2 separate regions of the Homo sapiens genome follow, and region 2 is linked to region 1. Evidence: chromatin contacts called from ENCODE Hi-C data. All regions are on one chromosome and are shown on one strand. The core of a region is the stretch at or near the end of the contact, and the rest is flanking DNA. Distances in the headings are between cores, read along the strand shown. Region 1 has its middle 11 kb from the start of HELB. Region 2 has its middle 19 kb from the start of DYRK2.

Evidence for each region. Hi-C counts contacts between places; a loop is a spot of excess contacts on that map. Pooled maps may share reads with other maps.
Region 2: a map of naive thymus-derived CD4-positive, alpha-beta T cell shows a loop between it and region 1 (7-fold over the local background). The contact joins two enhancer-like sites. A Hi-C loop is called at or near these places in 1 of 168 maps with a recorded cell type or tissue (naive thymus-derived CD4-positive, alpha-beta T cell) and 1 of 50 pooled maps.

What each region holds. Positions count from the first base shown.
Region 1 is chr12:66,287,447-66,294,827 of GRCh38, reverse strand. It overlaps the pseudogene RN7SKP166. Among named protein-coding and RNA genes, the nearest start is that of HELB, 11 kb to the left of the region's middle. Within about 2 kb of position 3,892, at least 2 of the 41 ENCODE cell types and tissues checked have a DNase peak (open chromatin) inside an H3K27ac peak, as active enhancers do.
Region 2 is chr12:67,626,228-67,633,608 of GRCh38, reverse strand. No RefSeq gene overlaps it. Among named protein-coding and RNA genes, the nearest start is that of DYRK2, 19 kb to the left of the region's middle. Within about 2 kb of position 2,713, at least 4 of the 41 ENCODE cell types and tissues checked have a DNase peak (open chromatin) inside an H3K27ac peak, as active enhancers do.

The sequences.
Region 1 (7,381 bases), core at 2,643-5,142:
AATTGACATGAATAAGGTAAAGAATAAAACTTAAAAGTAAGTCTACCTTTGAGGGGACAGGTTGGTTGGGCAATACTTCAAGATTCCATAGGGCATTCATGCCTTCTTCCTGGAAGTATGTGTGTTTCAGTGGAAATGTTGATATAATTAATTGACACTGTGTTGAGCCTTTGCCTTTAAATGTTACAAAGTAATGACCCCAATCACCTTAATTACAATTCAATTTACTTTACATTATTATGTATGTTTTTACCCATGCTAAAACATTTGTAGGGCTAAATTCATGCCTTTATATTTCTGTTTCAGCATATGAGTTTGTAAGTTGTAGGAGAGTATGTTCGTTAAAAAGTACTACCTTGGCCAGGTGCAGTGGTTCATGCCTGTAATCCCAGCTACTAAGGAGGCTGTGGCAGGAGAATCACTTGGAGGTGGAGGTTGCAGTGAGCTGAGATCGTGCCACTGCACTCCTATCTGGGTGACAGAGTGACACTCCATCTCAAAAAATAAAAATAAAAACAAAAGAACTGCCTCCCAATGAGCACGGTGGCTCACACTAGTAATTCCAGAGTTGTGGGAGGCCGAGGTGGGAGGATTGCTTGAGGCCAGCAGTTTGAGACCAGCCTAAGCAACAAAGAGAGACCCCATCACCACACACACACACACACACACACACACACACACACACACAATAATAAGCTGGGCATGGCGGTGCAAACCTATAGTCCCAGCTACTTTGGAGGCTGAGGCAACAGGATCGTTTGGGGACAGAAGTTCAAGGCTTCAGTGAGCTACGATTGTGCCATTGCACTCCAGCCCGGGTGACATAGTGAGACCCTAACCCAAAAAATAAATGAAAGAAAAGAAAAGAAAAGAAAAGAAAAAGGAAAAAGAAAAAGAAAAAGAATTGCTTTCCTAAATACATTTTCTGGAAGCTCCTTTCCTAACAAACATGCCATGGTTGAGGTGAGCACTAAAACAAAAATGCATCAACTCTGCTACCACAGAGAGATGGAGCTGGGGATCAGTTTCTAGCTGATCATGTTGGTCTTTGTTAGGCATTTTATGAAAACTATTTATCTCATCCTATATGATAAGTATAACTTTTTAAAAAGCAAACATTTGCAAAGTATTACTAAGAAGTAGATGACTACAATTCATTTATTCAGTCAATACATATTTTAGGATAGTTACTGTTCTGGGTACTGGAGAATAACAGTAAACAAAACAGACCAAGTCCTTGTACATCCTAAGAAGGAGCAAGGATCCATCCTAAGAAGGAGCAAGGATCCATCCTAAGAAGGAGCCAGGGAGCAAGTAAAAGTAATATCAAATGATGATGAGAACCAGAAGCAAAGATAAAAGAGAGAAAGGGGATAGAGAGTGCTATGGTTTGAATATTTGTCTCTTGCAAAATTCATGTTGAGGGCCAGGCGGCATGGCTCACGCTTGTAATCCCAGCACTTTGAGAGGCTGAGATGGGCAGATCACTTGAGATCAGGAGTTCCAGATCAGCCTGGCCAACATGGTGAAACCCCATCTCTACTAAAAATACAAAAAGTTAGCCAGGCGTGGTGGCACACACCTATAATCCCAGCTATGGAGAGGCTGAAGCTCGAGAATTGCTTGAACCCAGGAGGCGGAAGTTGCAGTGAGGCAAGATAGCGCCACTGCACTCTAGCGTGGGTGACAGAACAACACTCTATCTCAAGAAAAAAAAAATTCATGTTGAAACTTAATCCCCAATGTGGCAGCACTGAGAGGTGAGGAGGGTCATGAGGTATATTCATTTCATATCATTTAAGAGGTGATTGGGTCATGAGGTATCTTCCCTCGTGAATAGATTAATCCACTCATGGATTAATGGGTCAATGGATTAATGGGTTATCATGGGAGTGGGACTGGTGGACCTTGAGAGCTTGTTTGGAGGTTCTAGCAGGGGAGCGCAGTTGCCCGTATACCCTTGACCGAAGACCAGTCCTCTTCTATCAGGGATGGTAATCCTCTTTCACCGAGCACAGCTTTGGGAGGGACACACATGGAGTGGTGAGGGAGGAAGGGGACAACCGCCTAGCTGGCCAGATCAGCCAAGTCAACTCGGGCTATCAATGGGGTGGCAGATGTCACAGACAGATCACCCTCACATCCAGGACTGGTAGCTTTATGAGAAGAAGAGAGACCTGAACTAACATGTTCAGTCCCCTCACCATGTGATGCCGCCTGTTGCTCCACCAGCAAGAAGGCTTTCACCAGATATGTTCTCTCTACCTCAGACTTTCCAGCCTCCATAACTCTAAGTTATAAACAAATTCCTTTTCTTTATAAATTATCCAGTTTTAAGTATTCTGTTACAAGCAGCAAAAAATGAACTAACACAGAGCATGACTGTAGTGAGGTTTTGCTATTTCAGATAGAATGATGGATTGAAACCAAGGTAGAGATATTAAAAATTGACAATGAGATATTGTGTTGTATGGGCTATGGAATGAATTATTGAATAGAAGGAATGCAAATCAGGGAACATGTGAAAAGTGCTATGCTTATGCAATCTATAATCATCAATAGATGAAGACTGACTTTCTGGAATAGAAATATATTTGAGCATTCCACAGAGTCACTCTTGTTGCAAAAGATAAACTACATTCAGATCAGCAGGTCTGTTTTCCTGATTTATTTTAAATGGCTGGAAATTTCCTCCATTTGTGACAAGATTTCATATACAACATCCACTTCTGGCCAAGAAGGGAGAAAATCATCCTGCATTGGAGAAAAGTGAGATATGAAGAACTAGGTTGGAATAATGATGAGCAAAAAGGGAAAGAATGACTGAAAGGGAGACAGGAAGGAGAATGTGGAAAGATAATGTGATGAAGATATGGACAGCAGATGCAGGGGAGTTTCAAAAGAGTTGGAAAATTCTCCTTTAAAAAACAAAGCCATAATGCAGTAATAACTCGTGTTACACAATGCAGAATTCATTAAAGAATGCAAAATCTCTGAGATTTTATTTTTGATGTAAGAAAACATAGGCTGTGAGTGGTGGCTCATGCTGTAATCCCAGCACTTTGGGAGGCCAAGGCGGGTGGATCACCTGAGGTTAGGAGTCTGAGACCAGCCTGGCCAACATGGTGAAACCCATTCTCTACTAAAAATACAAAAAATTAGCCGGGCGTGGTGGCAGGCACCTATAATCCCAGCTGCTCGGGAGGCTGAGGCAGGAGAATTGTTTGAATCTGGGAGGCTGACGTTGCAGTTAGCGGAGATGGTGCCACTGCACTCCAGCCTACGTGACAGAGCAAGACTCTGTTTTTGTTTTTGTTTTTTTTCTGAAAACAAACAAACAAAAAAACCCCAGAATTTGGAGAGTACAAAGACAATGCTTTCACACTCAGAAAACAGAACAATTTTATATATTTAACTTCCTCCCTTAATTATAAACAACAACAATTATAATGGCTAATACTGAGTGTTTACATTGTGCTTTCCACACATCACAAAGTCCTCTCCTTCAATTAACTCATTTACTCTTCACAAAAGCCTCATGAAATAGTTAACATTAAAGCATCTATCTTACTTATGAGGAAACTTCTGCTGAGAGGTTAGATAACTTGCTTAAAGTTGGGAGTGGCTGAACCATGACTTGAACCTAAGAAGTCAGGCTCCAGTGACCGTGCTCTTTGCTGCTACATGTTCAGGCACAGCTCTGTGTTCTAAATATCTCTGCATGCACCCAGGAACCAACCTGGGGCTGTGAGGAGGCATACACTGCAGCATAGTATCAATCTCCTTGATTTGTTGCCTCTCTTTTGTTTGAGATTTGTAAAACAGATACACACTTCTCTGGGACCTTAGGGTAAAACCACAACAGTTGCAAAGTTACCACAACCTCTTGTCATCTCTAAGTGACAAATAACTTGAATTGCAAGGTTACTTGTTTTTTACACTGCTGCTGGATGAGCCTGTAAGAACTCTGTACACAGGGGTCTAAGATAAATAGCACATTGATATGGCTTGGCGGTGTCCCCACCCAAATCTCATCTTGAATTGCAGCACCTGTAATTCCCACATGTCTTGGGAGGAACCTGGTGGGAGGCAACTGAATCATGGGAGTGGGTCTTTTCTGTGCTGTTCTCGTGATAGTGAATAAGTCTCGTGAGATCTGATGGTTTTAAAAAGGGGAGTTCTCCTACACAAGCTCTCTTGCCTACCACCATGTAAGACATCCTTTGCTCTTCCTTTGTCTTCTGCCATGATTGTGAGGCCTCCCTAGCAATGTGGAACTGTGAGTCCATTAAACCTCTTTCCTTTTAAATTACCTGGTCTCAGGTCTTTAAATCAGTCTTTATTCACGGCGTGAGAACAGACTGATATATGCTACATACAGGATAAATAAATGTTCTTTACCTCTTTCCTGGGTGGCTCTGTTTTGGAGAGATTATTGTTGGCTGACATCTTTCCCATAATATTTGGCCATAAGTTTTTATTTTGAGAGAAACTACTTTTGTCCAACTCTTCAAAAACTCCACCTATGATCTCTTTGCTAAATGATATCATTGTTGAAGTACAGCAGTAAGCACAAGATTTAAGCATTTCTGATTTAAGCACTACTCCCCGAATTGTGTTTTTCCTGGTTTTCTGAAATATCTCTATGAGGGCCAGGCATGCTGGCTTACGCCTGTAATCCCAGCACTTTGGGAGGCAGAGGTGGGTGGATCACTTGAGGTCAAGAGTTCAAGACCAGACTTGCCAACATGGTAAAACCCCATCTCTACTAAAAATGCAAAACATACAAACATCAGGCAGGCATGGATGGTGGCAGGTGCCTGTAATCCCAGCTACTCAGGAAGCTGAGGCAGGAGAATTGCTTAAACCCAGGAGGCGGAGGTTGCGGTGAGCTGAGATCACACCACGGCACTCCACCCCAGGCGATCCCCATGTCACATTCAGGGCCATCCCTGGGGATATTTTGCAGGTGCTCTGTCATGTAAACAGCTTAAGCCATTCCAAATCTATCTGTCGATACCATTTCAGTAGCTCAACTGCACAGAAACCTTAAAATACATACATACATACATACATACATACATACATACATACATACATACATATATGCATACATACTGTATTACCCAACGGGAGTTACTGGCTTGCCAGGTCACCCTCCCAAAACCTGGGCCTGGCCAGAGAATACCAGAGTGACTGTATAGGCAGGCTTCATGGAACTCCTCAGTGTATCTGGTTGACCTCATCCATGGGACAGAGGGTTAGAGAGCACCCCAAATGGAAGAACAAGGATGGGGGCCCACATGGGGTTCCAACCCAAGTTTGCAACACCCCACCCAGATGGCACTGCCAATATCAGCTGGTCCCAAGTACCAGAGGAAGTCTTAGAAGATTTGAGGAAAGCACTTCAAAGAATGGAGTCCCCTGAGGCCAGGTTAAGAACCCTGCTTACTCCAGTGTAAGAGTCATACCAACACCCGACTCTATACCTTTCTCCCCTAACTTATTATGACTTCCTCCTGATTGGCTGCACAACTTCTACATTCTTTCTTTTTGTGTCAATCAACCTCATAGTGTACATGTATTATTAATATATTACTATCTTACACTGCACCTTGTTCCTTCTTATTGATTTTATCAAACATAACCTCCTCTGTTGTAGTCCTCAATTAGATATGGTCTAGACCCAATCCCCTCTCATCTACTCAGGGATATCACTTCAGCAATTCTCCCTTCTTTCTTATATCATTTACTTTTCTCTTTTTTGAATTATTTCCATCAGCACACAAAAATACAGTTGCCTTTGCCATCTCAAAAGATCCTTTCTTTGGGAGGCCGAGACAGGTGGATCACTTGAAGTCAGGAGTTCAAGACCAGCCTGGTCAACATGGAGAAACCCCATCTCTACTAAAAACACAAAAATTAGACCAGGTACAATGACTCACACCTGTAATCCCAGCACTTTGAAAGGCCGAGGCAGGCGGATCACCTGAGGTCAGGAGTTCGAGACCAGCCTGGCCAACGTGGTGAAACCCCATCTCCACTAAAAATACAAAAAATTAGCCAGGCATGGTGGCTTCGGCCTGTAGTCCCATCTACTCTGGAGGCTGAGGCAGGAGAATCGCTTGAACCCAGGAAGGAGAGGTTGCAGTGAACTGAGATTGCACCACTGCACTCCAGCCTGGGCAACAGGGTGAGACTCCATCTCAAAAAAATCAATCAATATAAATAAATGAATGAATACATAAATACACAAAAATTAGCCAGGCATGGTGGTGCACATCTGTAGTCCCAGCTACATGGGAGGCTAAGGCTGAAGAATCACTTGAACTCGGGAGCGGAGGTTTCAGTGAGCTGAGATCGTGCCACTGCACTCCAGCCTGAGTGACAAAGCAAGACTCTGTTTCAAAAAAAAAAGAAAAAAAATTTTGTTTGTCCTCCCCTCCCCACCAGCTACCTTCTCATTTCCTTGCTCCTGCAGCAAAACCACTTGAAAGGGCTATCTGTACTTATTATCTGCTCCTCCTCTCCTTCAGCACCGACTCAGCTTGAGTTCCGGTTGTACTCTGCACAGAGGCATTTGGTAGAGAAGAAGGGCACAGATGGAGACTAATATCTACTCCATTCTCTGCTTGCCAGGCAGAAAGCTTGACATAGGACTTTGTCATGGTTGGAGAAGAAACATTTGGAAATTGGTTTATCCAGAAGCACCACCTTTTTCAATTGGCCAGCCTGAAGCAGGCCCCTCTTCTAATTCTAGAAAAGGTCCTGCATGTGTTTAGGATAGACTTGTTCTCCTGGTCTTTGTTAGCCCACTTCAATGAGGTTTCCAACCCAACACATCCCTGAAATTCCTCTGGTGCAGGGTCACCAGTGACTTCCACATGGCTAAATGCAATGGTTAGTACATTTGTTTTCTATTGCTGCTATAACAAATTACCCCAAACCCAGTGGTTGAAAACAACACAAATTTATTATCACCCAGTTCTTAAGGTCAGAAGTTTAAAATGGGGAAGCAGGGCTGCTTTCCTTCTGGGTGCTCCAGGGTACAATCATTCCTTGCCACATCCCTCAGACCTCTGTGTCCACGGTCACACTGCCTTCTCTGACTTTGACTCTGAATCTTTTGCCTCCCTCTTATAAGGACCCTTGTGATTACATCGGGCCCACATGGACAATCCAGGATAATCTCCCCATCTCCAGATCCTTAACATTAACCACATCTCCAAAGTTCTTCTTGCCATGTAAGACAATATAGTCACAGGTTCTGGGGATTAAGATGTGGACATCTTTGTGGGGCTGGGAGGACATTAATTAGCCTACTACAGTTGTTCTCAGTTGTTCTCTTATTGACCTGTCAGCAGTATTTGATGTCCCTGAT
Region 2 (7,381 bases), core at 1,464-3,963, 1.3 Mb before region 1:
TTAATCTCTCTAACTTCGAAGTCATTTTCTATTTTCATTTCAAGCAATGAGGACTTTTTAAATTCCCTGAAGAACCTGAGGAAATTTTGATTTATCACTGATGAGACCAAACAAGAACCCTACTCACCTTTTGAAACTAATCTTGTGAAAAGACTAAGCCAGAAAATATAAATGCCTTCCCTACATTTAAAATACCATAACTCTGACTTTTTCAGAGGTCATCCAAATGTTAACATCAACGATCCAGAACACAGCTGAAGAGCAGAAGGGACTTTTTAAAGACTTGTAGATAAACACAATTGGTGTCACAAAATCCATGCATTGCAATCCATGAATTTTATTAATGAAAGAATCATCCATTCTTTTACTCAAAAACAATCCATAGCATGGTACAGTGGTCAGATGGCCTGAATACAGATTGTGTCTCCCCTACTTACTAATTATATGAACTTGGCAAGTTTCTCAAGCTCTTTGTGTCAGTTCTCTCACCTGTAAAATAGTATTTTCATTGTAGGGTTCATAGAGGATTAAATCAGATTACCTATTTAAAATTCACAGAACAGAACCTAGCACACAGAAAATGCACAAGTATGAGCTATTATTCTTTGATACACCTTCCTATTAAGCTTAGAAATCTGGTTTCTCAGGCCATTGCATGTTAGAGTTAGCAAATTAAGAAAGGTGGGAGGGTGATAGTAAAAGATCCACTGACTATTTTCAGTAAGGAAAGAGACAGAAAAATTGTCAAAAGCAAGCAAAGGATCTAAAAAGCATAGCTGCTTTAAGCCGTAGAGCACTGAAGTAAGATGCTCTAGACCAACAATAATCCTAAAGTGTTAATGCAACAGATGTGATGGATGATCTTTTGCAGTGATTAAGAAATAGTTCAGTTTTGCTCTTTATACTTAACTCTAATTTGTGAAGCAAGAAAGAGTGCAGTAATTTTATAAGTATCTTAATTAAAATACTTAAAACAATTTGGTTGCTTCTAAGGAGCATGTTTTAGTTATATTGAAAGTCTACTTCTTGGCATTTAACCTGCAGACTTAATGTGCCTGAATTAGGTAAGAAACCATTAATAACTTCAACAATACATGCATGTGTGAGCCTTTTAGTATGATAGAATATAAATGATTTTGAAATGTCAAATGATAATATATACAATAGTCTGACACTAGAGTCACAAATCCATCTGAAGATGTTGTACTCATTTAAACTTGTATTTATTACATCTAAGATGTATGCCTAACCCTGCACCAGGCATTGCAAAGAGGCACAAAAGATGTTTAAAATAAACTCCCTCTCCTCAACGAGCCCATCAGCCCATCCGGGCAATGAACACTGAACTCCACAGTGCTTTGTTTCCCTGGCTGCCTCCTGTGTTTATCCAAAGTGATTTGAAGGCTGTCTGAACTCTTGCTCTAGGCAGAATTGAGTGACACTCTGACACTTCCAGTTCATACTGTTTCCAGACTTCCGGAGCTTCTGCCATTACTTTATAGTCTTGCCCTGTTGGCTCCCTGCTCCTGCTGGGGGAACAAAAAGTCATTTTCCTGCCTTAACCATTAGCTGGTAAGGGTTTTAAGATATTACCCCCACTCTAGGAATGTCTATTCTCTCAATTAATTTAGAGGAGAAAAATGAAGACCCTCTCTCCTCCAAATCTATAGGTATAGGTAGAAATAAAGCCACCACAGGGCAAAAGATTCTTAGGAAATTTCCCTGGAAGATAGAACATTTCTCAGATTCCTCTCAAATCACAGTGCTTGAAGCATGGTCCAGAGGCCTGCTTAGGCTATGAGAATGAATCGAGTTTAAGCATTCCTTCAAATCTATCCAATTGTCTGGTATTCTTGCTTTTCAATGAAGATTTCCAGATAGAATGATGGAGAAAATGAGTTACTGGGAAAGACTATGAAATAGCCTTAGTCATAATGAAAATCTCTCCTTCCACTTGTTCATTTCAGTCAGAACCAGTCGTTTTCCATCAGCTTATATGATTTCTGAAACCCAACATCCTTCAGAGGAATATTCCAGGAGAATCTTATAAAATGTCAACCTATTTCAGAAGCAGCAGAGCGTAACTCTACCTTATTCCACATCATATTTAGTTTAATGGTGACTTAACTTTCAGAAGATTTATGCAAAAGTAGTAATAAAAGTTGACAACTTTCATTTGTAAAAATTCTGAAAAGGAAAGGAATTATTTTTATTCTATTATTTTGCTTTTCCTCTGCTAGTATTTGAATAACATGATTTCATACTGCAACAGAAGCTTCAGGTCATAAAAAAATGGTTTCTTCTGTTTCTTCTGTGTAGGGGAAATCATTGTCATAACTATGTAGGGATTTAATGGCTCAGTTTACTCAATAATTAAAACTGTTTGTATGTAAATGGCAAAGTTAGAAGTTGCAAAGTTAGAAATTACAGATCAAAAGCAGCCTGCAGATATGTTTTGTTTGGCTTCCACAGTGTTTTTTGAAAATGTGAACTAAATGCCAACATTTAAAAATCAGGAGATTTCATGTAAATATCCAGATTTCTGGCTTTTCTGGAAATAAGGCAAAATCTGTCTGCACTGTGCTTCCTCCTAGTCCTACTTGGCAACGGAGAACATCCCCCACCTTTTGTAGCTTCAGCCCTCCCCACTTCCCACCAGTGCCTGCCCTGCAGGTCACCGCAGTCCCCACCACTTCCTGTTATTGTGTGTGTGCTAGGCTGGCTTTACCCATTGACATTACCACCTTTCTCCAGCAGGCATTTAGATTTTTAATTTTACTGTAAGCTTTGTATTTCCTGAGATTTTCTCACCGCCATTTCTCTGTTGCTACAAATGTATCCTGACATTTCTTTCTTTTCATTTCTTATGCTCCATTTCTTGGTGCTACTGCTGAGACTAACAGAGGTCAATTGTAATTTGGGCATTCACGCTGAAGCCTTTCAAACTAGTTTGTGCATAAATACATACCTGGCACAAGAAACATTGTTTTCTCTTGTGCTTGAAAATCAAACCGATTTATACTTAGCACCGAAGAGTGCGAAGACCCTAAAACCACTGCCTGTGTAATAGCTCACTGCAGTAAAATCTTTGGTTTTACTCTTTGGTAACCTCTTGCAGCTTTTCTAGACAGAGTTAGCTCTATTTTGGGACTCTTTTTCTACATCAGAAGCACACAACTGATATCTTACTGTTACTAGTTTGCTTTTCCTGAAAGCAGTGTTGAGGTTCTGAACTTCTTGTAGAAGTTCATAAACATGGTTTGCACCAAGAAACAATTCAAATGTCTCATTACTACAGAAACACTCAGCTATAAGTAATATATTCAGAACAGAGATGATGCTTAAAGCAAACTCTTTCTTTGATATACTTTAAATATTTGTACCCTCTAAATTTTATGTTATAATTTGTTCCCCAATGTTGGAGGTGGGGCCTGGAGGCAGGTATTTGGGACATTCAGGATCTTTCATGAACATTTGTCCTTGCATAATAACTTAGTTCTCCCTCTGTTGGTTCCTGGGAGATCTGATTGTTAAAAAAGAGCCTTGCACCTGCCCCTCTCTCTCTCTTGCTTCCCTCCTCTTGCCATGTAATGCCCACTCCCCTTCCCCTTCTGCCACGATTGGAGGCTTCCTGAGGTCCTCACCAGAAGCAGATGCTGGTGCCATGCTTCTTGTACAGTCTGCAGAACTGTCAGCCAAATAAACCTGTTTTCTGTATAAGTTATTCAGTCTCAGGTAGTTATTTATATCAACACAAAGTGAACTAAGACATTATTCAACATCGCTGTTTAGATACCTGATAAATAAGGATATCGAACTTAACGTAGCCAGTATTGAACGTGTGATTTCTTCCTCTCTACCTCTGTTTTTCCCAATATGTGTTTCTTATCTCAGCAAATGGCAAGTCTAGACTTTCCATCACTCAAGCCAAACACTTGGGTGTCATTCTTGATTCTTCTCTCGCTCTTACACATCACATCACATCCATCTGCAAATCCTGTTGATTTTACACTAAAAAATATCCAGGATCCACCTACTTCTCACTACTGCCACAAATATCACCATGCTCAAAGGCACCATTATCTCTCCTCTGGATTACAGAAGTAGCCTCTTAACAGTAGGCATACTGATCTCTTCACAATGTAAGATCATGGCACTTCTCTTCTCAAAACTCCCCGACAGTTTCCCATTAGCCAGAGCAAAAGCCAAAGTCTCTGGAGTAGCTAAAAGCTCCTGTATAATTTATGTGCTCCTTTTTTGCCCCTCTGGTGGTTTGCCTTGTTTCGCCCTGCCTTGCTCACTTCGCTTCAGCCACATTGGCCTTGTTGCTGTTCCTCACACACACCGTGCATGCCCCGCCACACATGCCTTACCTGTTGCTCCTGTTGGTTCCTTTGCCTGGAGTACTCTTCCTCAAGAATGTCCTCCTTGCCTTCAAGTCTTTGCTAAATGTTGCCTTCTTTGTTTTATTTATTTATTTATTTAAGATATGATCTTGAGCTGTGTCCCAGGCTGCAGTGCGGTGGCGTGATCGTAGCTCATGAAGCCTCTAACAACCTCAAGGTGATCCTCCCACCTCAGCCTCTCAAAGTGCTGGGATTACAGCCATCCCAGCCTAAACGTTGCAGTCTTGCTCAGGTCTATTTAAAGGTGCAGTCTATTTAAAGCTGCATTCTCTTTAAAATTGCAGTGCTGCCTCTCAGACCCTAGCTTTATTTTCTTCTTCACACTTACCACCATATGACATTTTATTTGTACTCACTTGTTTTCTGTTGTCTCCCTCCATTAGAATGTATGCTTTTTGAGGTTGGAGACTTTTGTCATTCTCTTTTTTTTTTTTTTAACTGCTGCTTTTCAGTACCCAGAACAATGCCTGGGACATAAGAGTTCCTTGAAAAAATGTTTGATGAATGAATTAAGTAGAAATGCCATAGATGTAAACTTTTCTATTTTCAGAATTGAAATCTATAAAGAAGAATGCATGCTTCCAATCATGAGCATATTTATATGATCTTCAGAAGGATAGAGCCAACACAGAAAGATTTATTTCCTACATTCTCTGAACATGACCCATGATTCCTGATTTATCGAAGTTAAGCCCTGTTGTTGAATTCCAAACATGTGAAACCTCTAAATATGAACAAAGGAAAATTCACTATTTCAAGTTATGCCCTACTAAGGGGTAGAGGATTCACTTTAATATTATGGCGATTGTAAATAAGGCCCTTTGGAGAGGTACATTTAGGCCATTGTGGCTGTTGGGCATGTTTCTGCATCTGAGTTCTGTTAGGTTGGTGCAAAAGTAATTATGGTTTTTGCCCTTTAAGTGATGGAGAAAATTGCAATTACTTTTGCACCAACTACTTGATTAATTCAGTGGCGTCACTGATGGCTACATTTGTTTTAACATCTTACCATGCGTTAAGATGTTACAACTCTTAGGCCCATGTTACTTAAATGTTCCTTCTGAACCTGAAAAAAAGACCAAAAGAAAAAAAACCCACAATATAAAAATCTGTTACTTTAGTAGAAACAATTATAAAATAAAGCAAAATGGATAATATACTGGCCACATTAATGTTTCAATTAGCTATTAATTTCTTAGCACTAATTTAGATGTGGGTATAGTCACTGTTCATTGTATGTGCCATCAAAGTTGTGTTAAAATGCGATGCGATCAACTGTCTAATATTAATTCTGGAGTTGGCATTTACCCATTTCAGAGAATTTTTTTCATTCTGACTTTCCTTCAAAGCGCTTTACAAAGTACTCAATTTACAAAATGCAATGTTGTGTAGTATCATACAGGTAGTATTCTAAGGGCTTTATGTATCATAGCTGACTACAATGCTATGAAAGTGGAGAATTGTTATCTCTATTAATAGAGGAGAAAAACTAAGGCAAAAGGAGGTTTAAAAATTTGCCTAAGACTACAGACTTAGTTTCAGTGCCTGGTTTGGACCCAGCTAGAGTTCATGTTCTTAATAATTACAATAAAAAAAAGAGAATAATACAAAAATAGAACCCAAATAATTGCGGTATTTATAAAGTTTTATTCATAGGTAGTAAGAATGTTCTACAGGAGACAAAGAAAATCTATCTCTTGCAGAGTCAAAAGCACTATTGTGAATTTGACCTTTGAACAGAGAGAACCAATCAAGAACGTACAAATCTGAACCCAAGTAATATAATAAAGTCTTATGAAAATCCCTTTCCTCTTCCCACAATTCTCAACTCTGATAGGAAATCCCAGAAGTGACTAAATACTGTGCAACATCAGAAAAAGGGTATAAGGGCAGAGCAGGATAGTCTGTCCTGAAGATTGTTTTACTGAAGCCAGTACAAAGACTCTAATGACAACACTGGGCACATGGAAAAGTGGAGTATGGGGCTGCTCCTCACACCTGCACTGCAGTGATGACAAAATATGACACCCACAAGAGGGTGGCTGTCCTTTCCAGGCAGGAAAGGCCTAGAGCTCATAAAGAACATAGCTTTGCCTCTTCATAAATTCTAGTCACATGCATCAAACATGCTTTCAGAATACATATGAACTTGCTTCTGCTGCACACTTATGAAGCAACCACCAAGTCTCCCAACCTTAGAAGTTGCAAATGTATTCCTTTTCATTCTCAGTAAGCTTTTAAAATATTTTTTTCCCTTGGTGTCCAATGTAAACATATTGCAATTAACTTTGGGAAAAAAAACAAGATTCTTTAAATATATTGCATTCATATGCTTAAAATGTAGGTTACCAATATAGTTTTAATTTTTTATAGGTATGTCTATGAAAAATTTTTATGTTCTAATTTTCCCAAAAGCACAAAGGAGGGATGCTTTGCTTGTAATAAGGGCTCATTTAATGCTTGTTAAATTGAACACAAACCTTGAGAATCAGGGGACATGGTGCTCTTTCTAGGATGTAAATCTAGTATGCCACACCTCTATTTAAATACTTACATGGTCCCTACTGCTCTAAAGATAAAGGCCAAATTCCTTAACACAGATTTTAGGGTAAGCAGGAGCCACATCCTACCACATGCTACCTCCTTTACCTGGAATGCCTTCTGCACCTTCTCCCCAACACATCATCTCACCTCTCAGTCTTTCCTGACCATCCCCTAGTAAGAACGGGTTGGATGCTGTATTAGTCAGAGTTTTCCAAAGAAACAGAATCAATAGGATATTTATATAGATATAGAGAGATTTATTATGAGAAATTCGCTCATGCAATTATGGAAGCTGAGAAGTCACATGATCTGCCATCTGCAAGCTGGAGACCCAGAAAGCCAGTGGTATAGTTGCAGTCCAAACCCAAAGGCCCAAAAACTGGGGGCTGATGATATAATTCCTGGTCCAAGTCTGAAGGCCTGAGAACCAG